Linked DNA regions of Homo sapiens: region 1 is linked to region 2. Evidence: read pairs that join two places in POLR2A ChIA-PET (ENCODE). Cell type or tissue: GM12878. All regions are shown on one strand. Links, peaks and the distances in the headings refer to the core of each region. The heading gives the core; the rest is flanking DNA.

Region 1 (16,197 bases), core at 6,126-8,625, 120 kb before region 2:
AAACATTTTCCCCATTGTACATAGCTGTTTCCACGAGAATAAAAAGCTTTACATTTATTTGAGGCCTGCTTGGGCCTATCCGCAGCTCCACCGTAGTGCTAATCCCCTCCCAGTCCTGGAACAGCCCAGATGATGTATTTAATAGTATTCTTTTAGCCCAACGCGAGAATGTTTTCGTCTGGTTGTTTTTGTTTTTCGTTTTTAGAGACAGTCTCGCTATATTACCCAGGCTGGAGTGCAGTGTCAAGATCTCGACTCACTGCAGCCTTGAACTCCTGGGCTCAAGTGATCCTCCCACAGTGCTGGGATTACAGGCGTGAGCCACCGCACCCGGCCTCTAGTTCTGTCTTTTTGCTCAGTATTAGAATTCGTAAGTTCTGGCCCCAGCAACTCGTCCTTTCATCTGTCTCAAGTTGCACTGTGGTGGTCACAGGAGCTGTCCTGCACCTTGCACATGTGGCCATGAACAAGACTCGCTCCTTGCTCTCATGGGGCCTTCATTCCAGTGAGACACAAATGCAAACACAAAATTCCAGAAGAGTGCTGAGTGCTATCATGAGAAACGAAGACAGGCTGGAAGATGGGCTCTGACCCCAGAAAACCGATGGAGAGGCCCAAGCAGCCTTGGGAGCAACAGGCAAGTTGGAGGACACACGGCAAGGCTACTTGGAAGTAGGGGAGGGTGCATGGGAAACCCTGAGGCTGTGGGGGGAGAGGCAGGAGCCAGGTGAAGTCCAGGTAGATGGCAGTGGAGATGTAAGAACATGGTGGAATTTTTTTGTTTTTGAGACGGAGTCTTGCTCTGTCCCCCAGGGTGGAGTGCAATGGTGAGATCTCAACTCACTGCAACTTCCGCCTCCCAGGTTCAAGCGATTCTCTGGGATTATAGGCACCTGCCACCATGCCCAGCTAATTTTTGTATTTTTTAGTAGAGATGGGTTTTCACCATGTTGGTCAGGCTAGTCTCGAACTCCTGACCGCGGGTGATCCGCCCGCCTCAGCTTCCCAAAGTGCTGGGATTACAGGCGTGAGCCACCGCGCCTGGCCAGAACATGGTGGAATTTGAGTGTGCTTGGGAATACACTTATAGGACTTGCTGATTAGTTGAATGAGGAAATAAAAGAACGAAGAATATCTTCTGGGATTTCAGCCTGAGCAACTGGGTTGCTGGTGGATGGTGGTTCTCTTATCAAGGATGGGAAAGATGGGTTGTCTCCCCTAAAATACTGAGTTTTAAAGGCAGGGACTGTATCTTTGCAGTCCTGGCTCCTAGCAAGGGCCTAGCCCTTATATGACATTCGTGAATGTTGAAATGAATGTGACACGCCTGAAACAATCCTTCTCCCTCACCTAGGCCCACATCTCCAAGTCAATATTCCAGTACAAGCCACATCCAGTCCCCTCACTGACACACACAGGCCTGGGCCCAGGAGCTCACCCCTGTGCTGTAAGGCTAGGTGCATGTGTTATTTCCAGAGTCTACCCTTGGAGGTGCCTCAGACTCCTGGGTACCTGTCGCTGGGAGGTAGCCAGTCATGCTGTCCACATACATGCTTTTGGGCAGTAGAGAAGCTGATCATTGGGAAGGTTTATTTCCTGTCTCCACAACAGGAGGCAGGTCACAGCAGTGGCCACACAGTGCACAAAAGGCCATCCCCTCACAGCCGCATGGTTGGCATGCAGCATCTCAGCCTCCAAACTGGAAGCCCCCTATCCAAGGAGCCCCCAGGTGGGAGAGGAAGGTCACAAGCCTCCCAAGTACCTCAAGATGCCTGCGCATCCTCCCCCATTTCTCAGATGGGCCAAGGCCTGTGAAGCCCTTGCAGTAGTAGCTCAGGTGTAGCATCTGCTCAGCTTCCCTCCCCACTCATTTGCACACAGCCAGAGCTGCGGGACTTCTGCCCTCTGGCCTCCAGCACTGCTGTGAATCAGAACTAGTCAAGAGAACTGGGTGCTTGTGTTAAATGGGAACACTCTGGAATAAAATATGGGCTTTTTTAAAGAGATGGGGTCTCACTATGTTGCCCAGGCTGGTCTTGAACTCCTGGCCTCAAGCAATCCTCCCAGGTCAGCCTCCCAAATTGCTGGGATTACAGGCGTGAGCCAGCACACCCAGCCCCTGCTAGCTTTTTAATATGAACTTCCAGTGTATTCTTGAGCACTCTCAGGCAACATGGCCGTTACCGAGCAACTTTGTCCTGAGGTGCATTTGGAAGGCTCTGGGACTTGGTCCCCATGCTCAACTTCAGGGCACCTTGGCAGAAAGAAGAGTGGTTCCTACACCAGCAGCTTATATATTAATGCCCACATTACTCCATTTTCTTCAGGTCGTCAAAAAAGGTTCCACTGAGGTGCTGTCTTTCTGTAAATGAAAATGAGCTGAAATGCTCCTGTGACCTGCCCTCCATTTGTGGGTCTCATGATACTATCTTTCTTCTGCTTAACACGATGGCATCATCCAGTGAGACAGGTCCTGTTTTTGTTTTTTTCTTTTTTTCTTTTTCTTTTTTGAGACAGAGTCTCACTCTGTTGCCCAGGCTGGAGTGCAGTGGAGCAGTCTTGGCTCACTGCAACCTCTGCCTCCCGGGTGCAAGCAGTTCTCCTGCCTCAGCCTTCCAAGCAGCTGGGATTACAGGTACCTGCGACCATACCACCTAATTTTTTGTATTTTTAGTAGAGATGGGGTTTCGCCATGTTGGGCAGGCTGGTCTTGAACTCCTGACCTCATGATCTACTGTCTCAGCCTCTCAAAGTGGTGGGATTATAGGCGTGAGCCACAGTGCCTGGCTTTTTTTTTTTTTTGGAGACAGCCCCATCGTTCTGTCGCCAGGCTGGAGTGCAGTGGTGCGATCTCGGCTCACTGCAACCTCTGACTTCCTGGTTCAAGCGATTCTTCTGCCTAAGCCTCCTGAGTAGCTGGGATTACAGGCACACGCCACCATGCCCGACTAATTTTTGTATTCTTAGTAGAGATGGGGTTTCACCATGTTGGCCAGGATGGTCTCGATCTCCCGGCCTTGTGGTCCACCTGCCTCAGCCACCTACAGTTCTGGGATTACAGGTGTGAGCCACTGCGGCCGGCAGAGACAGGTCCTTCTTATCCCTGTAAGGCACAGTATCTCTGCCATAGATTGGGTCCCTGGTTTGGGAAGAGGGTAAAACAAGCCCTCATTCTTGGGTCTCGTCATTGGACAAGCTGGCTGGGCAAGTCACAGCATCCACATTTGGTGGAACATGGGTGTTGGTAGACCCCAACCCAGAGAGCTTGCACCCTTGCAGAGGACGTCTCCTTCACTACTGCACTGGCTCCCCCTGCACAGGGGCCTAAACCAGCTTGGGCCTTAGGGAAGCCAATAGGGGAGGCGTAGCTGCTTGTTCTCCCTCCTGCCCATCCACTTCAGCTCACCGTAATATCCCAAGTGGTCTTCCCCTTGCTAGAATCAGAGGACAGGCTGACCTAAAAACCAACTCAGTATGCAGCTTTTCAAAGCAATGAGTCAGGCAGGGCTTTTGACATAATGTCCTCTGCAGTTCATTTTAAACAAGGATACAAAGTATTATTAAATGTATATTTTTAATAAAGCCAATAGTTATTTTACTTATAGGAGCTTTAAAAGATACAAAATGTAGAGTTCCAGTTTGGAAGCATTGTAACTATACACACAATGTCCTGCTGATGCCCTAGCAAGGCACCCACGCCCAACCATGCAAAGGACACACACGTTCACACATGCACACACATGCGCTTTGGCGAGACCCCTCTGCCAAGCGCAGCACCTGGAATTACCAGTGTTCAGAGCAAGGCGGTGCCGGGAACACAGCACCTACATGGAGACCACACAAACGGCTTCACACAGTCTCACAGCCCATGGAGATGCAATTAGAAAATGTCTTCCTTAATAGAGAAAAACAAACTGGAAAGTGACAATTAGTGACGTCACCTGTGCTGGAGCATCAAGGATTGACCTCTGTCCAAGGTGAGGCCTTTGGAGAGGCACTATTAAAACATGAGTACTTCAGTATAATGGAACTCGAAATACAGGGTACTGTGGACACATTACTGAAGGAAATAGAAAACTATCTTACAAGTAGAACAGCCATAGACAACTTTAACAGAGATTAGTGTGCACACCGTGACAGCTAACACAGACAAGAGCCACGCAGGGTTGGTGCAAAGCACGTGCCTGAAAATGTCTATATACAAAACAGTTCTTTGTAAACATGGTGAGGTGAATGCTCAGAACCACGGCAAAAGATCATAAATACAGGCAGCAATGCATCCCCACACAGCACAAAAGACAACACCTGAGGCCTGGGAAGAGCCTGACAACACAGTACTAAAAACTCAGGTGGCTGGGCTCAGACACCCTACGGGTCCTCTCAAATTAGTGTGTGTGTTTACATACATACATACATACATATATATATATTCTTTTTTTTTTTTCTTGTTGAGACGGAATCTCACTCTGTCACCCAGGCTGGAGTGCAGTGGCACAATCTCAGCTCACTGTAACCTCCGCCTCCCGGGTTCAAGCGATTCTTCTGCTTCAGCCTCCCGAGTAGCTGGGACTACAGGCGCACGCCACCACACCCGGCTAATTTTTGTATTTTTAGTAGAGATGGGGTTTCACCATATTGGCCAGGCTGGTCTCGAACTCCTGACCTTAGGTGATCCACCTGCCTCGGCCTCCCAAAGTGCTGGGATTACAGGCGTGAGCCACCACGCCCAGCCTCTTTTTGGTATTTTTATATATAAATTTACTTATATCTGTAGAAAAACGAGAACATAAATGTGTTATTACAATCTTTGCTGGAAAAGCTTATATGGAGTTAGAAAGAATAAACCATTTATTAGTAGTTAACATATATTAAAATGGTTTAATGATTTAAGAAAATATAAAAAAAATATTAATACTGTCAAACTTTCATACCAGAAAATATTATGGATTTTTCTCAGACTTTTTCAAAGATGAAATATGAAAAATTTAAATAAGTTTTATATAAAGAACTTTCTGTAACCTCAATTAATATACAGTGGGATATGTCTATTCTATATAGATATATTTATTATTATTTCTCAATTTAAGCACCATTCAATTCTTCTGGATCCATTCTGGCTGGAAAATATCCCTAAATCCACAGGATGTTATCTATTTAATGGCACATGTTAACTGAAAATGAGGTGGATTTTTTTTTTAAGAAAAGACCTTAAATTAATTTCTATCTACATCTTAATTGGTTTGTCTTCTGAGCCAGCTCACAATGTCAATGCAATTTCTAGTGCAGGTGTCTCTGAGTGCCCCTTGACCACACCCCGAGGATTGTGGCAGTGTCCTGGCCATGTGTGGAAGGATCGAAGGGCAGCAGGTGCAGCCTTGCTCTGCACATGGACAGCAGCTGGCTGGTCCACCGCCACGCACCTTCAGCAGTGTACCTCCGGCACAAGTTCCACCATTCTGCTTCAATAAAGCTGGGAAAGGCCGCAGTCCCAGGGTGCTGCTGGGTGGCGAGGAACTGTCCACCCCCAGAAACCCCAGGTGACTGCTTCCAATCACAAATATTCTATATTTTGCCCATTTTGTATAAGCTTAAATATAGATAGTGTTAAACAAACCTCCAGCCAGTATATCTGTTATCTTAAAATATTCAATGCATTTTAGGCAGGAGATGTTTTAACTAAAAACCTACATGAAAAAAAAAGCTATAAAATACAGTGATTGGTGTGGTCATCACTCAAGGTGTGGAGGAGGGAGGAGAGGGTTTCCAAAAAATGGTCAGTTATGCCCTCAGCTTTCAGGCCTGATGTCTTCCCAACACACAGCAGGACTAAAAACCCAAGAGCTGTGTTTCTTCAAGTGTGGCTGTGGCGCCTGCATCAGAGTCACCTGTGGCGCTTACTAGGCATGCAGGTTCCCTAGCAAGCCCCTGAAGGCCAGACGCCTGTGTCTCCAGCTGGCTCTCCAGGGCTCTGATGCCATCGTTTCAGAAGCCAGGTTTAAAGGCTTGGAGCTGCCAACCACCCTTGTCCCCAAGGAACCCTCCCTGGGATGGGGCGCACTGGTCCTCTGAGGGGCTGGTGTCAGCTAAGTGGCCCTGGGGTGGGGACACTCATCCCCACAGCTCTGGGCGGGCAGGCAGGCAGGCAGGCAGGCTGGCTGGCCTGGGGTCAGTACTGGGGCAGATAGGCTGGCCTGCGCTCACCCTTCCCAGGGAAGGCCTTGAAGCCCTTGGGTGCTGCCTTGTGTGCTGGTGGGGGTGGGGGCTGGGGTGGGGTCTGCACATAGGAGAAGGCAGCGGCACTGCAGTCGTTGGTTGCGGCCCACACTGGGGACTGCAGCATCTGCATGGTGTCGTTCCACTGGCTGCCAGGGCTGGTGACTGCATAGAGTGGTGCGCTGGGGCTGGGCAGCGTGCTGGGAAGCGGGGAAGGGTGCTGCCAGGGTGCTTTGGGTGGCCACGTTTTGGTTTTGTTATCCTGAGAAACAAAAGAGAGTTCTTAGTGGCATTTCGGGCAATGTATCATCATTTCCCACCTCCCCAGATGCCTGGCCCTTATTCCCTCCTAGGAAGCCGGGTGAGAGCCCCACTCACTCCCACACCCCTGTCCAACAGAACTTCTTGCAATGATAGCCATGTTCTGTGCCTATACGGTCTAGTATGGTAGCCACTCGCCACATGTGACTAGTGCAAACTGAGGAAAGGAACTTTTTTTTTTTTTTTTTGAGATGCAGTCTGTCTCTCGCCCAGGCTGGAGTGCAGTGGTACGATCTCGGCTCACTGCAACCTCTGCCTCCGGGGTTCAAGCGATTCTCCTGTCTCAGCCTTCTGAGTAGCTCGGATTACAAGCGCATGCCACCATGCCTGGCTAATTTTTGTATTTTTAGTAGAGATGGGATTTCACCGTGTTAGCCAGGATAGTCTCGATCTCCTGACCTCGTTCGTGATCCACCCGCCTTGGCCTCCCAAAGTGCTGGGATTACAGGCGTCGCCACTGCGCCCGGCTGATTGTTTTTAAAAAGTATTTTAGAGGCAGTCTCGCTCTGTCACCCAGGCTGGAGTGCAATGGTGCAATCATAGCTTACTGTAATCTCAAATTCCTGGGTTCAAGCCATCCTCCTGCCTCAGCCTCCTGGGCAGCTAGGACTACAGGCATGTGCCACCATGCCTAGCTGATCTTTTAATTTTTTTGCAGAGACAGTGTCTATATTACCTGGGCTGGTCAAGAACTCCTGGCCTCAAGCCATCCTTCTGCCTTGGCCTCCCAAAGCACTGGGATTACAGGCATCAGCCACCACACCCGGCCTGAATTTTTATTTGTATTTAAATTTACATAGCCACATGTGGTGAATGGCTATCACACTGGACAGCACAGCCGTAGAGCTTCCTGTGGCTCTGAGTCAGCTGAGGTGGCTAATCATTTACACAAAATTAATCACCACAAAGAAGATCCCTCATTACTTTGAGGCCCTCTGAAAACTGCAGCTGTGGAAGCTAGCCCAAGTCTGTGCCCACAGAGCCTGCCTGAATACCTGGTTCACATCCTCCACCGTGGTGAGGAGAGGTGGTGAGGGCAGCGTGCTGGTGTCTTGCTCTCCACTGCTGTGTTTCCTGCAAGAACCAAGAGCTCAGGGCAGTGATTGCTTGGCTTCCTGCCCAGCCCACCTGTAGGGTACACACTAGTGCTAGGCTCCAGCATCTCCAGGCCCTGGTTCTAGGAGGGGAGGAGGCCTGCCTGGGTCAATGGCATAAAGGCGGCTAAGGGGAGCCAGCAGTGAATGACGGCGCTCCTGCACTGCCAGTGCAGGTGGAGGAGCTGGGGGTGGAGGTGGCAGGCAAAGACAGGCACTGGTTTACTCAGCTGCTGAGTCCACCTTCTTTGGCTTTATTATTATTATTATTATTATTTTATTTTTTTTTTTTTTTTTGAGACTGAGTCTCACTGTTTCCCAGGCTGGAGTGCAGTGGCATGATCTCAGCTCATTGCAAACTCTGCATCCCAGGTTCAAGCAATTCTTGTGCCTCAGCGTCCCGAGTAGCTGGGATTACAGGTGCGTGCCACCATGCCCAGCTAATTTTTGTATTTTTAGTAGAGATGGGGTTTCACCATGTTGGCCAGGCTGATCTCGAACTCCTGACCTCAGGTGATCTGCCCGCCTAAGCCTCCCAAAGTACTGGGATTGCAGGTGTGAGCCACCGAGTCCGGCCGGCTTTTTGTTAATTTATTTAAGAGATACTGTTTCCGGCCGGGTGCGGTGGCTCACGCCTTTAATCCCAACACTTTGGGAGGCCGAGGTAGGTGGATCACGAGGTCAGGAGATCAAGACCATCCTGGCTAACATGGTGAAACCCTGTCTCTACTAAAAATACAAAAAATTAGCCGGGCATGGTGGTGGGCGCCTGTAGTCCCAGCTACTTGGGAGGCTGAGGCAGGAGAATGGCGTGAACCCGGAAGGCGGAGCTTGCAGTGAGCTAAGACCGCGCCACTGCACTCCAGCCTGGGCAACAGAGCGAGACTCCGTCTCAAAAAAACAAAAAAAGAGAGAGATACTGTTTCCAAGCACTAAGGATATGTGACTTAAAGCCCATTCGTTTTACTAATCACATGAAAGTCTGTTACAAGGTTGAATGAAAAAGGCAGGATGTGGCCAGATCAGAGCCAGCACTCCTGCATGCAGACAACAGTCTCTGCAGAGATGGTGCCAGATGTGACTTCTTAGAAGTCGAATCAGTCATATGTCTGAAAGAAAAGTCTCAAACTCCACCCCCGGTTCAAACTTGCTCCTCCTGCAGGCTTAGCACCTCAGTTCATGGCGCCCTTCACAGAAACTCAGGCAGAAAACTTGCGTGTCATCCTTGACTCTTCCTACCTCACCCACACCCCACTGCCGATTCCCCACCAGTTGCTGCCGCACTTTGTTCAGCTCTCTGCTCATCAGAAGCCTCATTGACTAAGTGCTGGAAATAGAACATCCACCTGTTCTCTGCATTTACTACCCTCATACCCTGCTTTATTTTCCTTCAGAGCACCTAGCCTAACCTGACATGATTTTTTGTTTGATTTTTGAGACAGGGTCTAACTCTGTTGCCCAGGCTAGAGTGCAGTGGCACAAACACAGCTCACTGTAGCCTCAACTTCCCAGGCTCAAGTGATCCTCCCACCTCAGCCTCCCGAGTAGCTGGGACTACAAGTGTGGACAGAAAGCATCTGAATGTGTGCTCGTGATTGGTCAATGCCACCCCCCACCCCACTACTATTCTGTGCAAGTACCATTCTGTCTTCACCTACCCGCTCCCCACTGCCTATCTGACAGAGCCTGGCCTGTCCAGCAGGGACCAAGTAACCCGGCCTCCCACTCTGCTCTACAGCATGGCTTCGAGTGCCTGGGAGCCCTGCGTGCCCTCTACTCCTGCCCATGGTCCTTAGTCTGCCACCCTGACCTTGCTTTCTCATATCCACAGCAGTTTCTCTACTTATTTCTAACCAAGCTCTCCTCTCAGTTCAGAGCCCATTTTAATTTTTGTGACTACTTTTGAAAGCTAATTACTACTTTTCCCAACTTTGAAACGCCATTCAGAGGTCATTTTATCCATCTTTAATAAAGAGATGGAGGGTAATTGAGGGCCAGCCCCTTGTCTAGGGTTGCAGAGCCTGTTGGTGAGTCCAGATTAGAACTCGCAACCAAAGGCCTGCTCTTCCCACAGAAATGGGTGCCTCCTGCAAGGCACAGACCAGCACCGGCCACCCCGTCTCCCAAATTGATCTGCACAAGATGAGGCCGGCTCTTCCTTGTGGAAACCGCCTCCTGCAGGTGCTCTTCAGAGGCTTCAGCCAGGCATTGCTGGAAGAGCCCCTCCTCTCACACAGGGAGACTGGAGGTGACTGGGCTCCTGGCTTTCCCAGGGAGTGAGCCATGGGTTGCATTCACATGCCCTTCTCTCCCCACCTTGGTTTAGAAATCCCTTCATACCTTCTCTGCTTGACAGCAGCAACGAGGTCAGGCCCTGAAAACATGGAGAACAAGCTGTCCCCGTTGGCTGAGGATGTCTCATCACTCGAGCTGGCAGAGTCTCCCTGAGCACCCGACCAGCCACCGTGCAGGCCATCCCTGAAAGCCAGAGAGAGAAGCTGGGCCAGGGCCTCCTGCAGCCCCACCACCCGCCACCCCACCCTGAAAGGGCAGTCCTTACCCTGCATTCATCCCATAACCAAATAGTGGTCTCTTGTCTCTCCCTTCTTAAAACGTGAGGTTTTCCTCCTTTGCCTTATTTCAAAAGTAATACATATTCATCAATTCCCTTTATTCCTCTAAGAAGCCTATGGTTTGTATATGAAATTTGTTTTAGAAAAAGCAAGGGAGGGAGAGCATGGGGAAGAATAGCTAATGGATGCTGGGCTTAATACCTAGGTGACGGGATGATCTGTGCAGCAAACCACCATGGCACACATTAACCTTTGCAACAAACCTGCACATCCTGCACATGTACCCCTGAACTTAAAAGTTGAAAGAAAAAAAATTTTTAAGTAAAAAAAAAAATTTAAAAATAAGAAAAAACAAAAAGTTGAGCTGGTCTTTAGTCATCCAGATTTATTAACCATGTAGCAATATGGGATATAAAAAAATCCCCAGTTGTCTTTACAATAAAAATTTGCAATTCTCTCAATATACTAGAATCTCAATTGTACACTTTTGCTTTTCATAGGCTATAATGACAGCGTTCCATAAATCACGTGGGCTTCGCAGCCACACTCAGTTCAGTATAAAGGCCGTGTGAAACATGCCTTCACCTCACAAGCACCATCATGTAAGAGCCTTGTCTAGGGCTGAAGAGTCTGTTTTGAAAATCATGAATGTATACCAATGGCACGTTCACAGGGATACATCACACTACTTGGCATCTAACAGTCAGCCACATGACTCTGACCCCTAAAGATTTCATCCCATGTCACTCTCTCACATGGGGGCTTGGAATTGAACTGCCTGAAAAGAATGCACACAGGCAAGGAGCCTCTCTTCTCACAGGCCCCTCGGGGGACACCTGGGTCTCAAGCTCAGATTCCCTGAAGTACCCAGCACTCACCCTTCTGTGAAGAACTCGGGGAAGGGCCAGGTCCGATGCGCGTCATCCATAGGCGGCCAGTTGCCCCGGGGGTTGCCTGGCCGGCGACCGTGCTGGGCCTGCCGCTTCTGCTGCATCGCCTGGCTCACTCCTGCCACATAGCGTGCAAACTCTGGGTCTGAGCCCACTGCATTGGGACAAAGGAATAAACCGGGTTTGGGGACAAACTGGCCTCTTGGTCCTTCCCTACGCTTTGCTAACGTGCTGGTCACACATGCAATGAAAGGCAGTGAGGAGCTGCCAGGCTTGTGCCCCACAGCGTGGGCTGTAGGCTGTGCCCAGCACCCTGCTGTGGGGAGATGGGACTTGCCGCACCTAGGGCTGAGGCATGGTGTGTGCCAGGGCTGTCATGAAGGGCTATGCCTAGGATAGAGGCAGGCTAAGTGTGAAAGAAACAAAAAGAGAGAAAAATGGTTTGATTTCCCTACGACTAGATTTTAAAGACAAATACTAATTACTTAAAAAATTTCCAGCATCAGCCAGGCACAGTGGCTCACTCCTGTAATCCTAGCATTTTGGGAGCCTGAGGTGGGCAGATCGCTTGAGCCCAGAAGTTCGAGACTAGCCTGGCCAACACGGCAAAACCTCATCTCTACAAAAATTAGCTGGGTGTGGGCCAGGCGCGGTGGCTCACGCCTGTAATCCCAGCACTTTGGGAGGCTGAGGTGGGTGGATCACGAGGTCAAGAGTTCAAGACCAGTCTGACCAAGATGGTGAAACCCTGTCACCACTACTAAAAATACAAAAATTAGCTGGGTTCGGTGGCAGGCGCCTGTAATCCCAGCTACTCGGGAAGCTGAGGCAGGACAATCACTTGAACCCAGGCGGCAGAGGTCGCAGTGAGCTGAGATCGTGCCACTGCACTCCAGTCTGGGCGAAAGAGTGAGACTCTGTCTCAAAAAAAAAAAAAAAATTAGTTGGGTGTGGTGGTGTGCACCCGTAGTCACAGCTACTTGGGAGGCTGAGGTGGGGGGATCACTTGGGCCCAGGAAGTGGAGGTTGCAGTGAGCCAAGATTGCGCCACTGCACTCCAGCCTGAGAGACAGAGCTAGACCCTGTCTTTAAAAACAAAACAAAACAAAACTGGGCTGGGCTTGGTGGCTCACACCTGTAATCCCAGCACTTTGGGAGGCCAAGGCAGGTGGATTACCTGAGGTCAGGAGTTCGAGACCAGCCAGGCCAACATGGTGAAACCCCGTCTCTACTAAAAATACCAAAAATTAGCTGGACGTAGTGGCAGGCACCTGTAATCCAAGCTACTCAGGAGGCTGAGACAGGAGAATCACTTGAACCTGGGAGGCGGAGGTTGCAGGGAGCCAAGATCGCGCTATTGCACTCCGGCCTGGGTGACAAGAGCAAAACTCCAACTCAAAAAAAGTCCATTGTCTTGGTGCTCTGTATGTAGCCTAGAGTCATTAGCTAACAACTTCGAAAATCAGATGATGACTTTGGCCAACTGATAACCTGAACGTTAACAAAGCATCAAAGCATTGGGGTCAGCCAGATAGAGGTTATATGCTGATCCCACTTAAGCTAAAGTTTGATCTAGTATTTTCCTGGCTATTGACAGGAGATTTGCTCATTCCATCTGAACATCTTAAGTGTGGCAAAGAATAAAATGAAACTTCAGAATGCTTTAAGAGGTGGCTGGAAACACTGGCAATGCTGAACGGGGATATACAGGGCAGTACAAATGGGAGAAAAGCACAGATGGCGTTTACAGAAAGTGTCAAAAAAAACATATGGCAGGAAAGCATCCATGCATCATAAATCAAATGTGACTCAGCAATGCATTTTTTAGCTTAAAATTAGGGAAGATACTAGGGCACAATCCCATTATCAACTTATCCTTAGGGCACTGTCACAAGATGATTTCAGTCATGCTGGCCTGTCTCCCGTTCCCCATCCCGCACTGATTTTGCCTATCTAGACGGGGCCACTAGATGGCGCCCTCTGATTCTGTCCAGAGGGGTGCCCCTCCTTAATCTGCATCAAGGGCTATGCAGATCTTATGCCCTCGGGGCAAGGTCTGTAGAAAACTACACCATGGACTTCAGGTGCAGAAAGGAACACCCAGAAGGGAAAGAGTAGGATTTGTAGTCTACAGACAGAAGAGGTATCCAGGACTCAGAGGTCAAATATGATAACATTCTTATTCATTTATTAAAAATAAATCTTTTTTTAGACAAAGTCTCACTCTGTTATCCAAGCCGGAGTGCAGTGGCGTGATCTCAGCTCACTGCAACCTCTGCCTCCTGGGTTCAAGTAATTCTCGTGCCTCAGCCTCCCAAGTGGTTGGGACTACAGGTGTGTGCCACCACACCTGGCTAATTTTTTTGTATTTTTGGTAGAGACGGGGTTTCGCCATGTTGGCCAGGCTGGTCTTGAACTCCTGGCCTCAAGCAATCCGCTGGCCTCAGCCTCTCAAAGTGCTGAGACTACAGGCATGAGCCACTGCACCCGGCCTCAAATATGACACAATTCTGACAAATACTGTTTATACTCTGGATTTAGTTATATGACAGTCAAAAAATGTACACACCATCTATGATCAACTGAGAAAACGCACTGTGCCCACACCAGTGGGTGGCAGCCAGTGGGCTTGCTGTTTCTTAGCAGGATGGAGGTGTTTACCCTTCTTGTGGCCCAGGGTTGCAGGCACAAGGGTTTCCTACATCCATCCACCCAAGGGGAGCAAGCACAAAACAGCAAGAGCAGCGGCATGAAGAATTTTCAGAAGACATGAGCAATGGTCAGATGCAGTGGCTCATGCCTGTAATCCCAGCACTTTAGGAGGCTGAGGTGGGTGGATCACCTGAGGTCAGGAGGTCAAGACCAGCCTGGCCAACATGGCAAAACCCCATCTCTATGGGCGCGGTGGCTCATGCCTGTAATCCCAGCACTTTGGGAGGCCGAGGTGGGCGGATCACGAGGTCAGGAGATAGAGACCATCCTGCCTAACACAGTGAAACCCCGTCTCTATGAAAAATACAAAAAATTAGTTGGGCATGGTAGCGTGCGCCTGTAGTCCTAGCTACTCAGGAGGCTGAGGCAGGAGAATGGCGTGAACTCGGGAGGCGGAGCTTGCGGTGAGCCGAGATCGCGCCACTGCACTCCAGCCTCGGGGCGGTAGAGCGAGACTCCGTATAAAAAAAAAAAAAAATTAGCTGGGTGTGGTGGCAGGCACCTGTAGTCCCAGCTACTCAGGAAGCTGAGGCAGGAGAATCATTTGAGCCCAGGAGGCAGAGGTTGCAAGTAAGTGGGGATCGCGCCACTGCGCTCCAGCCTGGGCAACAACGTGAGACTCTGTCTCAAAAAAAAAGAGAAAGGAGTGTTAACCCCAGCATTAACTTCCCTCCTGTAACAAATGCTGGGTGTTTCAGCAAGGAGTGTCCTCTTTTTTTTTTTTTTTTGAGACGGAGTCTCGCTCTGTCGCCCAGGCTGGAGTGCAGTGGCGGGATCTCGGCTCACTGCAAGCTCCGCCTCCCGGGTTCACGCCATTCTCCTGCCTCAGCCTCCCAAGTAGCTGGGACTACAGGCGCCCGCCACTACGCCCGGCTAATTTTTTTGTATTTTTAGTAGAGACGGGGTTTCACCGTTTTAGCCGGGATGGTCTCGATCTCCTGACCTCGTGATCCGCCCGCCTCGGCCTCCCAAAGTGCTGGGATTACAGGCGTGAGCCACAGCGCCCGGCCTGGAGTGTCCTCTTATGGTGGTGATTTACTTGTACAAGTATTTGCTATACTTATTTGTAACATTTCACAGTACTCCCCTGTGAATGAAATACATTTTCTACTTCTGTGTATGCCTTTTGCTAAATTAGAGAAAAAAGTTTGCATGTACCTATGTTACCAAATTCTCTTACTAATTTTAGATGGTTTTTTTTGTGGGGGGGGTTCAATTCTATTATCAGCAAAAAGATGTGCTGCTTAATTTATCATTTTCCAAAGCTTAGACCACTTATTTTATTGCTTTTTGTCTTGCTGCATTTGCTGTGAAGTCCAAGACAAAGTTACATGCTACAGGTGATAACAGTCGCCCTTGTCTGATTCCTGATATTAACTGAAATGATTTTTGTTTCATTATATAAGGCACTATTTGCTATTAGCTTTTAGTAGATAGTCTTTTTTATTTTTTATGTATTTACTTATTTTTTAGAGACAGAGTCTTACTTTGTTGCCCAGGCTGGGCTGCTGTGGTGTGATCATGGCTCACTGCAGCCTCAACCTCCTGAGCTCAAGCGATCTTCCCACCTCAGCCTCCCAAGGAGCTGGGACTACAGGCATGTGCCACCACACCCAGCTAATTTTTTATTTTTTGTAGAGATGGGGGTTTCACTATGTTGGCCAAACTGGTCTTGAACTCCTGGCCTCAGGCAATCTGCCTACCTCAGCCTTCCAAAGTGCTGGAAATTACAGGCATGAGACATCATGCCTGGCCAGGTTTTCCACTTCTTGGTATAATTTTGTAATGCCTATTTTGCTAGGAAAGAATCCATTTTCTGCTGAATTTCCAAATGTATTGCTATTAAGTCTTAGATGGTACTGTCTTAAAGTGGCTTTTTTTTGAGACAGGGTTTCTCTCTGTCAGCCAGGCTGGGGTGTAGTGGCATGATCATAGCTCACTGCAGCCTCAAAATCCTGGGGTCAAGGGATCCTACCGCCTCAGCTTCCTAAGCACCACCACACCCAGCTAATTTTGTTTAATTTTTAGTAGAGATGAGGGTTTTGTGATGTTGACCAGGCTGGTCTCGAACTCCTGGCCTCAAGTGATCCTCCAGCCTTAGCCTCTCAAAGTACTGGGATTACAGGCATGAGCCACTAAAGCGCTTTTAATGTATCCTTTCTATTTCCTAATTTTGTTTCTCTTTGTTCTCCCTTAATCAAGCTTAGAATAAATTGGCTTATACATTTTATTGGTCTTCCAAAGATCCTTTAGAGTTATTTGCAATTTCTACTCTATTTTTCTTTCTAATTTACTTATTTTTGGCTTTTCCCCCTTAATTCCTCCTCCTAGTTTGTTCTTGTTTGTAAATTCCTTCTCTAATTTTTTAAGATGACTCTGGTGGTATTTTCATTG
Region 2 (16,197 bases), core at 12,749-15,248:
CTCAAAAAAAAAAAAAAGTGACTCTCTGCAAACAACCCCATTGCCCACTCTACCACCAGGAGCACTTGACTATGAAAACCCCTTTCCTGAAGGCTCTTCTTTCAGACATTCCCACTGAAACTAACATGTAAAAGCTGCGGCTCACTTTACCCCGAACCTCATGGCCCCAGAGTAATGTGCCAGAAACCGCTTATGCTCACACCATTTTGGCCCCTTCCGTGGGCCAGGAGTCATGGAGAACCACTCAGCTATATATGCAGTTCTGAGATCAGTGTGAACATTGTCAACCTTGGGGCCCTTTTGGTGGCCTTTGTGGTGCTTTGGGGACCAGATGGCCTTGAACCTCTCAAGCTTACCTGAGAGCATTTTGTATTGTGGACATATCACCTTCTGTTTTGTGAGTCCATCTGCAGATATTATACCCATGCCCTGCAGGTTCAAATTATTTATTTTAATTCATCAAATACACATACATATGGAGAAGGAGGGAAAAAAATGTACCCACTACACAGGTTTGAGGCACTCGTCATGTCATGCCACCTCTTTATTTCAAGTTCCTTGCACCAAAGTGTTGAGAAAAAAAGATGGAGGCCAGATGCTGTGGCTCACGCCTATAATCCCAGCACTTTGGGAGGCCGAGGTGGGAGGATTGTTTGAGCTCACTAGTTCAAGACCAGCCTGGGCAACATGGTAAAACCCTGTCTCTACAAAAAACACAAAAATTAGGCCAGGTGCGGTGGCTCATGCCTGTAATCCCAGCACTCTGGGAGGCTGAGGTGGGCAGATCACAATTGTCAGGAGTTTGAGACCAGCCTGGCCAACATGGTGAAACCCTGTCTCTATTAAAAATACAAAAAAATTAGCTGGGCATGGTGGCTCATGCCTGTAGTCCCAGCTACTTGGGAGGCTGAGGCAGGAGAATCGCTTGAACCCAGGAGGCAGAGGTTGCAGTGAGCCAAGATCGCACCATTGCACTCCAGCCTGGGCAACAGAGCAAGACTCCGTGTCAAAAAATAATAATAATAATAAATAACAAAAATTAGCCTGGCATGGTGGCATGTACCTGTAGTCCCAGCTACTTGGGAGGCTGAGGTGGGAGGATCGCTTGAGCCCAGGAGTGAGAGGTTGCAGTGAGCTGAGATTGCGCCACTGCGCACTACAGCCTGGGCAATAGAGTCAGACCTTGTCTCAAAAAAAAAAAAGAAGAAAAGAAAAGAGAAAGAAAAGAAAAGAAGGAAAAGAAGAGAAAAAAGAGAAGGGAAGAGAAAAGAGAAAAAGGGATGGAGCCCACAGGTCTAAAGATGGAGGCCAGGCCCTCATCTTCAGGAATGGTAGCTACGGCCTTCCAGCTCTGCAGAAAGGTCTGTGAACTGGACCCTCAGCATCCACACAGGCATGAGATGGTGCCTTAGAGACCACCAGACCTATACCTGTAATTTGCTGTTTAGGAGGCCAAGAAGGTCAAGACCAGGAAACAGGGGTCACTCCGGAATGCATCTGGCCCCCTGTGCATCTGGATAGAGGCAGAGTTAGAGCCGGGTCCCGTGAAAAACATGAGCGTCTCTGAGGTTGGTGCCTATGACAAATGAGTGGAAGGAGGCTTCAGGAGCTCCTCTGTGACCCAAGAGCTGGGATGAACGAGACCCACATTTGTGAGAGATGCCAAAGAAATGCACCCTAGGCCGGGCATGGTGGCTGACGCCTGTAATCCCAGCACTTTGGGAGGCTGAGGCAGGCGGATCACCTGAGGTCGGGAGTTCAAGACAAGCCTGACCAACATGGTGAAACCCCATCTCTACTAAAAATACAAAAATTTGCCAGGCATGGTGGTACATGCCTGTAATCGCAGCTACTTGGGAGGCTAAGGCAGGAGAAGAGGTTGAAGCTGGGAGGTGGAGGTTGTAGTGAGCCGAGATCACGCCATTGCACTCCAGCCTGGGCAACAGAGGGAGATTCCATCTCAAAAAAAAAAAAAAAAAAAAAAGAAGGCCCGGCCTGGTGGCTCACGCCTGTAATCCCAGCACTTTGGGAAGCTGAGGCGGGCGGATCACCTGAGGTCAGGAGTTGGAGACCAGCCTGGCCAACATGGTGAAACCCCATCTCTATTAAAAATACAAAAATTAGCTGGGAGTGGTGGCAGGTGCCTGTCATCCCAGCTACTTGGGAGGCTGAAGCAGGAGAATCGCTTGAACCGGGGAGGTGGAGGTTGCAGTGAGTCAAGATCACGCCATTGCACTCCAGCCTGGGGGAAAGAGTGAGACTCTGTCTCAAAAAAAAAAAAAAAAAGAAAAAAAGAAAAGGAAAAAGAAAGAAAATGTACCCTGATCTCAGCAGGAGCTGGCTCTCCCTGCTGAGAAAAAAAGCAGATTTGCTCCGGCTGGCTTTTCTAAGGGCTTCACATTCCTATTGTCAGAAAAGCTGCAGAATCAGAACATCCCACTTACAGGGCCCCTCGGGGATTCCAGAACTGATTTTCTTAGGTAGCCAAAGTTATTACTGTTGGCTTGTGCATTCTTTATGGAAATAAAAGTCAGGGCTTCTAGGCTGGGTTTTACATGTTAGTTTCAGTGGGAATATCTTAAAGCCTTCAGGAAAGGGGTTTTCACAGCCAAGTGCTCTTGGTGGTGGAGGGGGTAATGGGGTTGTTTGCAGACAGTCACTTTTTTTTTTTTTTTTTTTTACGACAGGGTCTCACTCTGTTGTCCAGTAGGAGTGCAGTGGCACAATCATAGCTCACAGCAGCCTTGAACTGCTGGGCTCAAGCAATCCTCCTACCTCAGCCTCAAAGACATGATCACTTTTTGTGTCCTCTCTGCTTACTCCAAGGTCTTGAAGATATGCTCTTTTCCCAACAGTGTTTTGCAGTTGTCAGTGTAGAAGTCTTGCACATTTTTCGCACATTTTTCATTAGATTGCTAGGTATTTTATTGTTTTGGTGGGGTACTATTACAAATGGCAATGTTTTGACTTTTCATTGTCTAATTACTTGTTGCTTGTAGACAGAAACAAATGATGTTTCTGTATTTTGATATTTTACTTAATTGTAGGGCAGGCAAGGTGGCTCACGCCTGTAATCCCAGCACTTTGGGAAGCTGAGGTGGGAGGATCAATTGAGCCCAGGAGTGTGAGAACAGCCTGGGCAACATGGCAAAACTCCATCTCTACAAAAAATACAAAAATTAGCCAGGCATGGTGGCACACGGCTGTGGTCCCAGCTACTTGGGAGGCTGAAGTGGGAGGACTGATTAAGTGTAGGAGTTGGAGGCTGCAGTGAGCCATGTTTTCGTCATTACACTCCAGCCTGGGTGACAGAACAAGACTCCGTCTCAAAAAAAAAAAAAAAAAAGTTACCATCTGTTTCTAGTTTGCTGAGAATTTTAATCTCCTCTTTATTTTTATTTTATTTTATTTATTTATTTTTTGAGACGGAGTCTTGCTCTGTCGCCCAGGCTGGAGTGCACTGGTGTGATCTTGGCTCACTGCAACCTCCGCCTCCCCCGTTCAAGAGATTCTGCTGCCTCAGCCTCCTGAGTAGCTGGGATTACAGGCACATGCCACCACGCCCAGCTAATTTTTGTATTTTTAGAGATGGGTTTTCATCATGTTGGCCAGGCTAGTCTCGAACTCCTGATCTCAAGGGATCCACCCACCTCAGCCTCCCAAAGTGCTGGGATTACAGGTATGAGCCACTGCGCCTGGACAGCTCCTCTTTCTTTTTTTTGAGAGAGTCTCGCTTTCTTGCCCAGGCTGCAGTGCAATGGCGCCATCTCGGCTCACTGGAATCTCCGCCTCCTGGGTTCAAGTGATTTTCCTGCCTCAGCCTCCCGAGTACTGGCACGCACCTGTAATCCCAGCTAATTACAGGCACACACCACCACACCCAGCTAATTTTTGTATTTTTAGTAGAGATGGGCTTTCACCACATTGGCCAGGCTGGTCTTGAACTCCTGAGCTCAAGTGATCCACCCACCTGCGCCTCCCAAAGTGCTGGAATTACAGACATGAGCCACCGCGCCTGGCCTCCTCTTTATTTTTGAAAAGCTAAACAGACTGTTTGCACACCCCGTTTGTGCATGGGAGAGCAGGGGCGGGATCAAGTGTGAGAAGATGTTAGCCTGCTCTAGAAGGCACCCTGGGGCTCGTGCCAGGAACTGTCAGCCTTCCCACTAACAGTCCCTATGGGCTCATCATTGCCAGGTCATCTGTAGCTTGCTGTCCTTTTCTGGTAGTTTGCTGTAACAGACATTACTAATATTTGAATGTATGATTTGAATGTCCTCACTTAATAACAAATATTATTAGAATATTTGAATTCCAAATTTCCTTGCTTCCTCAAGTTAGGTGAGAACAAGACGAAGTTCAAGTTGAGATAATGCAACTATAAACACATCTGACACCAACACCTCCTTTCCATTCATAAGAACAGTTACCTTCCAACCGTGCTAGAGACAGACACCAGGACAGTAACCCAGCTCAGGTCAATGGAATTCCAAAGACTCCAGGATTTCCAGATTTAAACCAAGTACCAGCTAAAAGAGGAGGAAAGCAGGCTGGCCCAGACATGAGGTGTTTTGTTTGTTTGTTTTTTGAGACGGAGTCTTGCTCTGTCCCCCAGCCTGGCGTGCAGTGGTGCGATCTCGGCTCACTGCAACCTCCGCCTCCTGGATTCAAGTGATTCTCCTGCCTCAGCCTCGCGAGTAGCTGGGATTACAGGTGCGTGCCACCTGATCACGCATGGCTAATTTTTGTATTTTTCGTAGAGACAGGATTTCACCAGGTTGATCAGGCTGGTCTTGAACTCCTGACCTCAAGTGACCCACCCGCCTAGGCCTCCCAAGTGTTGGGATTACAGGCATGAGCCACCGTGCCCGGCCAAAGAGGTGTTGTAAGCACAAGTCGTGACCTGGGTTGGTGAAAGCTGCAGAGCAAGCCATTGACAGTCTGGAAGCCAGACTCAGACAGGCATCTGATCCAGGGACACCTCCAGGCCAAAGTTATAGGGGGTGTGGGCTACCCAGCATTGCTTGCTTTATCGGTCAAGGAAGGCCTCTAGACGAAGGAGCAGCAGCAGTGCTGGACATAGGGCATCCCCACTGCGGACCACTGGCTTGCCACAGACCCAGAGGTGTGCAGCTGTCCTGCTAGCTCACAGCCCTGTGACTTATTTTTAGATCTATGACTCAGAGTTCTAGACCAGTACTGAGGCCATGGGGAGAGGAGTCTCTGCCTGGGGGCTGCCTTAGCATGGGTCTGTTTGACACCATGATCTCATTCCCATCAGACCATAGTTGCGGCAATACAACTTCCAGAAGGACACCATCTTTTCTTTTTTCTTTTTTGTTTTGAGACAGAGTCTCATTCTGTCGCACAGGCTGGAGTGCAGTGGCACAATCTGGGCTCACTGCAACCTCCGCCTCCCAGGTTCAAGTGATTCTCCTGCCTCAGCCTCCTGAGTAGCTGGGATTACAGGCATGCGCCATCACGCCCAACTAATTTTTGTATTTTTGGTAGAGACAGGTTTCGCCATGTTGGCCAGACTGTCTCGAATTCCTGACCTCAAGTGATCCACCCGCCTTGGCCTCCCAAAGTGCTGGGATTATAGGTTTGAGCCACCCTGCCTGGCCACCATCTCTTAAGGCATCCAGATTAGATGCCTTCTCTAAGACATGTGACAGAATTTGACAATCAGATTTGTGTTCCCCAAAGTGCATTCTGGCCTCTGCACAGAATATGGCACAGAAGAATGCAGTATGAAGAGAGGATAACCAATGAGGAGGTTAACATAGTCCACGCAAGAGGTGAAGGGGCTTTGAACCAGGGTAGAGGCAGAGAGATTTGCTCACTCTAGATGGGAAATTAAGCACAAATGTTCACCTTCTTTGCCTTTAAGACTGCCCTGGCTGGGTACGGTGGCTCGCGCCTGTAATCCCAGCACTTTGGGAGGCCGAGGCAGGCGGGTCATCTGAGGTCGGGAGTTCAAGACCAGCCTGACCAACATGGAGAAACCCCGTCTCTACTAAAAATACAAAATTAGCCAGGTGTGGTGGCGCATGCCTGTAATCCCAGCTACTCAGGAGGCTAAGGCAACAGAATCACTTGAACCCAGGAGGCGGAGGTTGCAGTGAGCTGAGATCAAGCCATTGTACTCCAGCCTGGACAACAAAAGCGAAACTCCGTCTCAAAAAAAAAAAAAAAAAAAATTAGCTGGGCATGGTGGCGCATGCCTGTAATCCCAGCAACTTGGGAGGCTGAGGCAGGAGAATCACTTGAATCTGGGGGGCGAAGTTTGCAGTGAGCCGAGATCGCGCCATTGCACTCCAGCCTGGGCGACAAGAGGGAAACTTCGTCTCAAAAAAAAAAAAAAAAAAAGACTGCCTTAAAGGCTGCTTTGCCTATGGAGTAGCCATTCTTTTATTCCTTTACTTTCTTAATGAAGTTGCTTTTATTTAAAAAGACTGCATTAAGATGTCAACACATGAATAAACAGTTATAAATTGAATTGGGCAGGAATAAGCCTGTCAAGTATTTTTCTTTCTAAAATAATTTTTTATTTTTATATATTTTTTGAGACAGAGTCTGGCTCTGTTGCCCAGGCTGGAGTGCAGTGACACAATCATGGCTCACTGCAGCCTTAACCTCCTGGGCTCAAGGGATCCTCCTGCCTCAGCCTCCTGAGTAGCTGGAGCCAGAGGCACACGCCACTACGCCCGGCTAATTTTTAATTTTTTTTAAAATTTTACTTATTTTTTTGAGATAGGGTCTCACTGTGTTGCCCAGGCTATAGTGCAATGGTATGATCACAGCTCACTGCAGCCTTGACCTTCTGTGCACAAGCAGTCCTCCTTCCTCAGCCTCCTGAGTAGCTGGGACCACAGGCATATGCCACCATGGCTGGCTAATATTTTAGTGTTTTTTTTGTTTTGTTTTGTTTTGTTTTTTTTTTTTTTTTTTTTTTTTGTAGAGATGGGGTCTCCCTGTGTTGCCCAGGCTGGTCCCAAACTCTTTGGCCTCAAGTGATCCACCCGCCTCAACCTCCCAAAGTGCTAGGATTACAGGCATAAACCACCTGCGCCCAGCCAAGACTCTTTCTTTTGTTTGTTTTTTGTAACAGTATGCTGCTTAATTATAAGCCATGCCGACTGCAGCAGTGAGAAACAGGTTTGTTCACTACTTGTGCAGACCTTCAATTAGGTTTCCTGTTTTCAAGTCCCCTTCTCACTCTTGTTCCCTGTTGTACCTGCTGGCTCAGAGGCAGAAGCCTTCCAGAGGCCCAGGCAGGTGGCTCCTCCCGCACGCTAGCGCCCCTTGAGCACAGTCGAGGCGGCAGCACGCTATGCTCTGCCTGGGGTTGCCATGCTTCCAGCTGCTCTTGTCAGTCTAGAAAGCTGCTGAAAAATACCTCACAGGGCCAGGCGTAGTGGCTCACACCTGTAATCCCAGCACTTTGGGAGGCTGAGGTGGGTGGATCACTTGAGACCAGAATGAGACCAGCCTAGGCAACACGGTAAGACCCCATCTCTACAAAAAAAATTTAATAACCAGTTGGGCGTGGTGTTGTGTGCCTGTAATCCCAGCTACTCGGGAGGCTGAGTTGGGAGGATGGCTTGAGCCCAGGAGGCAGAGGTTGCAGCCAGCCGAGATCGTGTCACTGCACTCCAGCCTGGGTGACACAGCCAGACCCTCTCTCTCAAAAAATAAAAATAGGCCGGGCGCGGTGGCTCACGCCTGTAATCCCAGCACTTTGGGAGGCCGAGGTGGGCGGATCACAAGGTCAAGAGATCGAGACCATCTTGGCTAACATGGTGAAACCCTGTTACAATACAAAAATTAGCCGGGTGTGGTGGCGGGCGCCTGTAGTCCCAGCTACTCGGGAGGCTGAGGCAGGAGAATGGCGTGAACCTGGGAGGCGGAGCTTGCAGTGAGCCGAGATCGTGCCACTACACTCCAGCCTGGGCGAAAGTGCAAGACTCCATCTCAAAAAAAAAAAAAATAAAAATAGGCCAGGTGTGGTGGCTTATGCCTGTAATCCCCACACTTTGGGAGGCTGAGGCAGGTGGATCACTTGAGGTCAGGAGTTTGAGACCATCCTGGCCAACATGGTGAAACCCTGTCTCTACTATAAATGGATAAATTAACTGGGTGTGGTGGTGCGTGCCTGTAATCTCAGCTACTCAGGAGGCTGAGGCAGGAGAATTGCTTGAACCCGGAGGCAGAGGTTGCAGTGAGCTGAGATCGCACCACTGCACTCCAGCCTGGATGTTAGAGCGAGACTCAAGTCTCAAAAATAAATAAATAAATAAATAAATATCAGGATTAAAAGAAAAAAAAGGAAGATTCTTCTCTGTAGACATCTGTGGGATCTGGAGAGATTGGCATCCTACAACAAAGCCCTCTGGAATTCGGAAATCTCAAGAATAAAGATCACTACCTTAAAGCTGACACTGCTGGTTAACAAATCCTGGTCACACAGAGAGCTCCAGGGCACCCGTTTGCCTCCTTCTAATGACAGACAGCCAAGAATCCACTGATATTTTAATAAAGCCTACTACAGGAAAGAGACTAAGATGAACAATAGCAAAGGAAAGAAAATAGCAGAAAAAACTAAGAGATACAGGGATTTATTTATTTATTTATTTATTTATTTGAGATGGAGCCTCTCTCTGTCGCTCAGGCTGGAGTGCAGTGGTGCGATCTCGGCTCACTGCAACCTCCACCTCCCACGTTCAAACGATTCTCCTGACTCAGCCTCCCGAGTAGCTGGGACTACAGGCATGTGCCACCATGCCCAAGTAATTTTTGTAGTTTAGTAGAGATGGGGTTTCACCATGTTGGCCTGGCTGGTCTCAAACTCCTGGCCTCGAGTGATCCGACCGCCTCAGCCTCCCAAAGTGCTGGGATTACAGGTGTCAGCCACCATGCCCGGCCGAATGGGCAGCTCTTATATCTGAGTAAAAGAGACTTCTAGTGAAAGTACAGGGAGGATGGTATGAAAAAAATTACCCAAGCTAAAGGGAAGACACAAACCATTAAATCAAAAGGGCCTAACAACTGCCCAGCATAATACTGGAGTGAAACAAAAAGACCCACACTCTTGAGAAGTCATAACATTTCTTAACAGAAAGGATAATATGCTGTTTCCACAGAGGAAGAAACAGGTAATCTACAATGAAAAGAAAAAATCAAATTGGCATTAGACTTAACATCACTGCATGCTAGATCAAGGGTCAGCAACTAAGATAAGAATTGCTTCGACGTTTTGTTGTTAAATAAGCAAAGAAGGCTGGGGCTGGGCACAGAGGCTGATGCCTGTAATCCCAGCACTTTGTGAGGCCAAGGCAGGCGGATCACCTGAGGCCAGGAGTTCGAGACCAGCCTGGCCAACATGGTGAAATCCTGTCTCTACTAAAAATACAAAAATCAGCCAGGTGTGGTGGTGGGTGCCTGTAATCCCAGCTACTCGGGAGGCTGAGGCAGGAGAATCACTTGAAGCTGGCAGGCAGAGGCTGCAGTGAGCCGAGACGGCACCGCTGCACTCCAGCCTGGGCGACAGAGTGAGACTCTGTCTCAAAAAAAAAAAAGAAACGAGGAAGAAGATGTGACAGAGACCTTCCTGTCTAGAAAGCTCCCTAAGGAGAAATTCCAGTAAACAAAGGAATGGAAAACATGGTGCCAGCAACTCTAATTGTAGCCCAGGAGAGCAGTGATGGCAAAATCTCAGGATCATGACTTTGTTGACACCTGGAAGCAATATATTTGGGTTTTATTTGTTATTTATCTTTTTCAATTTTTTTTCTTTTTTATTAGACACCAAGATCTCACTATGTTTCCCAGGCTGGTCTCGAACTCCTGGGCTCAAACGATCTGCCTGCCTCAGCATCCCAATGTACTGGGATTATTGGTATCATCCACCATGCCTGGCCTGTTTGGATCTTAGCAGAATGGTGGAAGGTTATGGAAGAACAGTCTGTATGAAAAAAAGGAGATTTTGTAGACTGAATTATAGTATGGGTGAGGAGTTGGAAAAACTTGAGAATATGATAAAGGCAACAAATACCAGCAAGAACAAACATTCAGAAACTCCAGGAAAACCCAAAAGCTGTACAGAAAATAACTGTCCAAAGAAGAAATGGTCTGAATTAAACTAGAAAGTTGGTGAGTACAAGGAGAGTGGAATAGATTCCAAGTAACAGAGAACATCCAAGAGCCAATCAGAAACTCCAGGGGAAAAAATTGTAAACAAACAAAAACAAAACCAAGATAATACATACAGCTGGGTGCTAATTTCAGCACTTTGGGAGGTTGAGGCAGGCAGATCACTTGAGCCCAGGAATTCGAGACTAGCCTGGGCAACATGGCAAAACTATGTCTCTACAAAAAATTAAAAAATTAGCCAGTTGTGGTGGCACACCTGTAGTCCCAGCTACTCTGGAGGCTGAGATGGGAGGATCGCCTGGGCCCAGGAGGCTGAAACGAGCTGTGTTCGCACCACTGCATTCCAGCCTGAGTGACAGAGTGAGACCCTGTCTCAAAACAAAAATGCTCACTGGAGATTGTTGGTGATCTTACCAAGAACTGTTTCAGTGGAATAGGTCAAGTGGCTTGAGAAGTGAAGTCTCCCTTCACTTCAGGAATCCTGACAGTTAAACAGGAGTGGGAGGTATAGGATCCCCAGAATAATCTCCTTTCTCTTTTTTGGTTAGAGACTGGGTCTCACTATGTTGCCCCGGCTGATCTCGAACTCGTGGGCTCAAGTGATTTACCTGCCTCGGCAATCATAGCTAGCTCACTGCAGCCTCAGTCTCTGGGGTTGAAGTGATCCTCCCACCTCAACCTCCCAAGAAGCTGGGACTACAGGTATGTGCCAGCAAGCCCAGTTAATTTTTAAATTTTTTGTACAGATGAGGTCTTGCTATGTTGCCCAGGCTGGTCTCCAACTCCTGGCCTCAAGCAATCCAATCCTACCACCTCAGCCTCCTGAAGTGTTGGGATTACAGGCATGGGCCACTGCACCCAGCCCCTACCTCCTTTTAATAGGGCCTGGGATGCAGATGAGGCTGGTTTAGAGTGTGGTAAGCGTCTGAAACTGTTTTCATCCAACAGCCACCAGCTGTCTTTGAAATAGATGGTAAGACCACTTGCTGACTGCAGAGAGATGATTACAGAAATATACTGGTTTTGATGCAAAGTTAAGGGCACAGTGATTACAGAAATACACCTGGTTGAGGTATATATATACAAAGAAATATACCTGGTTGAGGTATAAATATACAAAGTTGAGGGCCAAGGTTGAGGGTAGTAATCAGCATTATTTACAGTGGCATTGATTTGCTCAACTGTGATTCTTGTCCTCAGGACTCAACCCCCTGGGTGAAGACATTGACAATGTGGATGAATGGATGCTTTTAGGGTTGAAGTTTCTCTAGGCAGGAGCTTCTCAAAAGAGAAGCAAAGGAGTTTAGGGTATTTGCAAGATAAATGAAGAGTGAGTCATGGAGTTTAGGATGGTTGGAGATGGCGGTGGAGAAAGCACGGGGGAACTAATGAAGCCGGAGAAAGTATAAAGATTCTGGACCTGGAGTTCTGCACCAGGCTAAAAACAGTTACTAAGGAAGGGAATGGGTTAGGTCACTGCTTTTTAATTTTTATTTATTTATTTATTTATTTATTTTTTGAGAGAGAGAGTCTCACTCTGTTGCCAGGCTGGAGTGCAGTGGCGTGATCTCAGCTCACTGCAACATCTGCCTCCGGGGTTCAAGCGATTCTCCTGCCTCAGCCTCCCCAGTAGCTGGGATTACAGGCATGTGCCACCATGCCCAGCTAATTTTTGTATTTTTAGTAGAGACAGAGGTTTCACCATGTTGGCCAGGATGGTCTCGATCTCCTGACCTCGTGATCTGCCCGCCTTGGCCTCCCAAATTGCTGAGATGACGGGCGTGAGCCACCGCGCCTGGCCTGAATTTTTTTATGTTTTTTTTTTTTTTTTTTTAGCTATTTCTTCAGCAAGACAGCTGGAAGGTCAAAGGGCGGGGTGTCTAAGTCTGTGATTTGGAGGTGGTTGCAGTTGAGGTTGATGGACAAGGTCCAGGTGTGTCTACAGCTTTGGGTAGGAGGGGACAACAGGAAAATGTCACAGGACAAGGACGGAAGCCAGGGTGTGGGCGAGTGTGCAGAGGAGTTAACGAAGCAGGTTTGACTGCTGTCATTTACAAGGCCTGCTTGTAAGTTTGGCTCTCGCCTGACATCTGGATTTCAGGAGGGTTCCCGCCATTCCCAGAACTGGTAGGAGTGGTGCACTGTATCCAGACTGTTGTAAACAATGTGGTTTGCTTGTGCTTTACTTCTGGGAGCCTGGAATTTTGGCACGTGCCACGCAGAGGGTGTCTGCATAATCAGCCCCCAGTAAAAACCCTGGGCAACTAAGTCTGAAGCTTCCCTGGCAGACAATATCCCACGCATGTTGTTGCAACTCCCTGCTGGAGAAGCTAAGCACATCCCGTGAGGCTCCGCTTTCTAAGTCCCCGTTGCAAGTTTGAGCCTGGTTTCCTCCAGACTTTGCCCACACATCTTTTCCCTTTGTGAATTTTGCTTTGTATCCTGTCACTGTATCCTGTCACTGTACACTGTCATAGCCATGCGTGCGATTACCCTGGGGACCCCCAGTACAGATGGGTAGATCACACAACAGCTGAAGTCACTTTGAATAAGACAGAAGGGGAGAGGAAGAGGAAGATGAGTATCAGACTTCTCACGATATGATGGGCAGAGATCAGGTCATTAAATGGTCATCACCAGGAGAGTGAGAGGATCACATAACCTCACTGGGGTAGGAGTTTTTATCAGCAGGGAAGCAAGGAGACCGCATCCACATCCTGAACACAGTTTTGTAGGGCAAGAAATATTCCACTGCTGCCAGTGAGTAAGGGCAATGGGGGAGCACTGTCCTTAGGGGACTGAGGCTAGGCACACGGAGGATTGACTCTGGATCTGCTCTAATATATACCATTATCTACATCTATGTCTACTGTACATCAGGGTTGTATGGTACTTTATGGTTAGTGACAAGCAGAGCACTACCATATGGTTCACCATGCTCCAAGTCCTCAAGAGGGCTAGGTCAGCATTCCTCTCACCCACTCTAGTTCTGGCTTCTCTCCCGAAGGAAAAAACAGTACCAGCATTATTTTAATAGCCAGAAGCTAGAAACCACCCAAATGCGGCATCAACAGTAGAAAGAAGCAACTGTGGTCTATTAACACAATGGAATATTATACTGCAATGAAAATGAACAGTCCATGGCCAAATGCAACAAGAGAGATGAATCCCAAACACAATGCTGAGTAGAGAGGCCAAACACAAGAGTATATACTGTGTAATTCCATTTATATAAAAACACCAAAGGTAATCTATGGTGTCAGAAGTCAGGACTGTAGTTAGCCTTGAAGGGATGGGGACTACTGGAAGGGAGCTTGGTGGGTTTCTGGGGTACTGTTAATAATCTGATTTATAATCTGGGTGCCGGTTACATAGGTAATTATGATGTGTACTTTTCTTTTTTTCTTTTGGAGACAGGGTCTTGCTCTGTTGCCCAGGTTGGAGTGCAGTGGTGTGGTCATGGCTTACTGCAACCTCAACCTCCTGGGCTCAAGTGATCCTCCCGCTTCAGCCTCCCAAGTAGTTGGGACTACAGGCACGCGCCACCACGCCCAGCTAATTTTTAAAAAATTACTTGGATAGGCCGGGTGCGGTGGCTCACGCCTGTAATCCCAGCACTTTGGGAGGCCGAGGCGGGCGGATCATGAGGTCAGGAGATCGAGACCATCCTGGCTAACACTGCGAAGCCCCGTCTCCACTAAAAATAAAAAAAATTAGCCGGGCGTGGTGGCGGGCACCTGTAGTCCCAGCTGCCGGGAGGCTGAGGCAGGAGAATGGCGTGAACCTGGGAGGCAGAGCTTGCAGTGAGCCGAGATCGTGCCACTGCACTCCAGCCTGGGCGACAGAGCGAGACTCTGGCTCCAAATAAATAAATAAATAAATAAATAAATAAATAAATAAATAAATAAATAACTTGTAGAAACAAGGTCTCCCTATGTTGCTCAGGCAATGCCAGTCATTGGTCTTTAGTGAGGACCTGTTTGAAGCAGCTCATTTCTTTTTTTTTTTTTTTTGAGATGGAGTTTCACTCTTGTTGCCCAGGCTGGAGTGCAATGGAGTGACCTCGGCTCACCGCAACCTCCACCTCTCAGGTTCAAGTGATTCTCCTGCCTCAGCCTCCTGAGTAGCTGGGATAACAGGCATGCACCACCACACCCAGCTAATTTTGTATGATTAGTAGAGATGGAGTTTCTCCATGTTGGTCAGGCTGGTCTCGAACTCCCGACCTCAGGTGATCCGCCCTCCTCAGCCTCCAAAAGTGCTGGGATTACAGGTGTGAGCCACCGTGCCGGGCTGAAGCAGCTCATATCCTATAACCACATGACACTTTCATAATAAAAATGTTTCAAAAGACACAGCCAATGACCCTTGGCAGCAGATCAAGGCCTTCAGATTTTCCCATTTAGAAATGTGGATTTTTTTTTTTTTTTTTTTTTTTTTTAGACTCTGTCACCCAGGCTGTAGTGCAGTGGTGTGGTCATGGCTTACTGCAACTTCAACCTCCTGGGCTCAAGCAATCCTCCTGCTTTGGCCTCCCAAAGTGCTGGGATTACAGGCATGAGCCACTGTGCCCATCTACTTTTCTTTTTTTCTTTTTGAGATGGAGTTTTGCTCTTGTCACCCAGGCTGAAGTGCAATGGCGCGATCTTGGCTCACTGCAACCTCTGCCTCCTGGGTTCAAGAAATTCTCCTGCCTCAGCCTCCCAAGTAGCTGGGATTACAGGAACCCGCCACCATGCCTAGCTAATAATTTTTGCATTTAGCAGAGATGGGGTTTCATCAAGTTGGCCAGGCTGGTCTGGAACTCCTGACCTCAAGTGATCTGCCTGCCTCAGCTTCCCAAAGTGCTGGGATTACAGGCTGAGCCACTGCGCCCGGCCAAATCCATTTTTGCTGAAGAGCATATGCCTGTACAGGATAATGCCAGACAGAATATACACCCAAATAGTGTCAACATGGTCAGCTGTGGGTGGTGGGATTAGAGAATTTTTTCTTCTCTTTCCTTTAAAAAACAAACATAATCTACACTGCCTGCATTCTTTGTTTCTTTTTAAAAATACCACCCAATCAGAGAAGAGGCCTGCATTCTTTTTACATGTATTACTTTTATAATGAAAATATATACCCAGTTCTGTGTTATAAATTGCAGTCTGCAATGTTCCACATATCCACTGAGTCAAAGAAACGCTATTAAGTACTGGGAATCCAGCAAGGGAGAACTGTCACCCAGCTAACCCCAAAAGAGAACATTGACAAAATGCTTTCAGTAGAAGCAAAATCCTGAATTGCAATGTTGGGATTTGCATTCTCATCAACAATCCTGCGTGAGGCCAGCATCCCAGGATTATCTGGATTAGTGTGTATGAGGATTATAGAGGTGCACTCCAGACACCTAGTAAACATGTTCCTGTCCTCTGTCCTGGAATGACTGTACACTGTTTACTGGAATTCAGTACAATCTCACCTGGGCCCAGGCCTCTCACACCCCCTTTAAGGTTGGCGATCTTCCCTAACCCTTCAGCCTGGAGGGAAAGGCTGGACCTTCTGGGCCCTGCCGTTCCTTGCTGTCTGCTCTCGGTTGTTTCTGTGCGACTCAACTCTGAGTGACTATGAGTCATTCTTTCTAAGAAAGCCTCACTATTGAACTGAAATATGCTTTGGCCTCACAGAGCTGCTTTGTTTCCTTACAACCACAACATGGGCATCAGTACATTTTAAAGCATTTCCTCAAAAAATCAACATTCATGACAAACTGGAATTATATTTAGGTCTATGTTGATATGTTCATGAGCTAAACCTGAAAACATTTTTATCAGTCAGCCAAGTTCATTAACTAGTGTACTGAGCTGGAATTTAAAGGACACCCTACCACTGGCTCACAGCTCTGCACCATCACCGAGAACAGAAACCACATCGGATTCAGAGTCCTACCTCGTGCTCTTGGAACCGGATTTACAGAATGTCTCAAACCACAAGCTTCCTTTTCTGGACACTGGCTCCGATAAATAGGATAAGAACCTTTGCACCGCTCCTTAGAGGGCTGGG

What was found. Peaks named below come from ENCODE experiments on the same cell type or tissue, not always from the same donor. Only the 100,000 strongest peaks of a DNase experiment are listed, where the experiment ranks them.
Region 1: POLR2A ChIA-PET joins it to region 2 with 6 read pairs; 6 of 35 experiments call an interaction of 5 or more read pairs at or near these places.

Annotation. Positions count from the first base shown.
Region 1 is chr19:34,342,925-34,359,121 of GRCh38, reverse strand. GARRE1 (granule associated Rac and RHOG effector 1) reads right to left here. Exons shown (of 14, transcript NM_014686.5): 11 at 11,080-11,245; 12 at 9,969-10,106; 13 at 7,530-7,608; 14 at 3,556-6,475. The coding sequence ends at 6,167. Among named protein-coding and RNA genes, the nearest start is that of GPI, 14 kb to the left of the region's middle. In GM12878, for the core only: no CTCF peak of the experiment used is centred there; a DNase peak (open chromatin) is centred at 7,480.
Region 2 is chr19:34,232,731-34,248,927 of GRCh38, reverse strand. No RefSeq gene overlaps it. Among named protein-coding and RNA genes, the nearest start is that of GARRE1, 14 kb to the left of the region's middle. RefSeq lists an enhancer at 10,488-11,060 and a silencer at 12,697-12,897. In GM12878, for the core only: no CTCF peak of the experiment used is centred there; no DNase peak of the experiment used is centred there.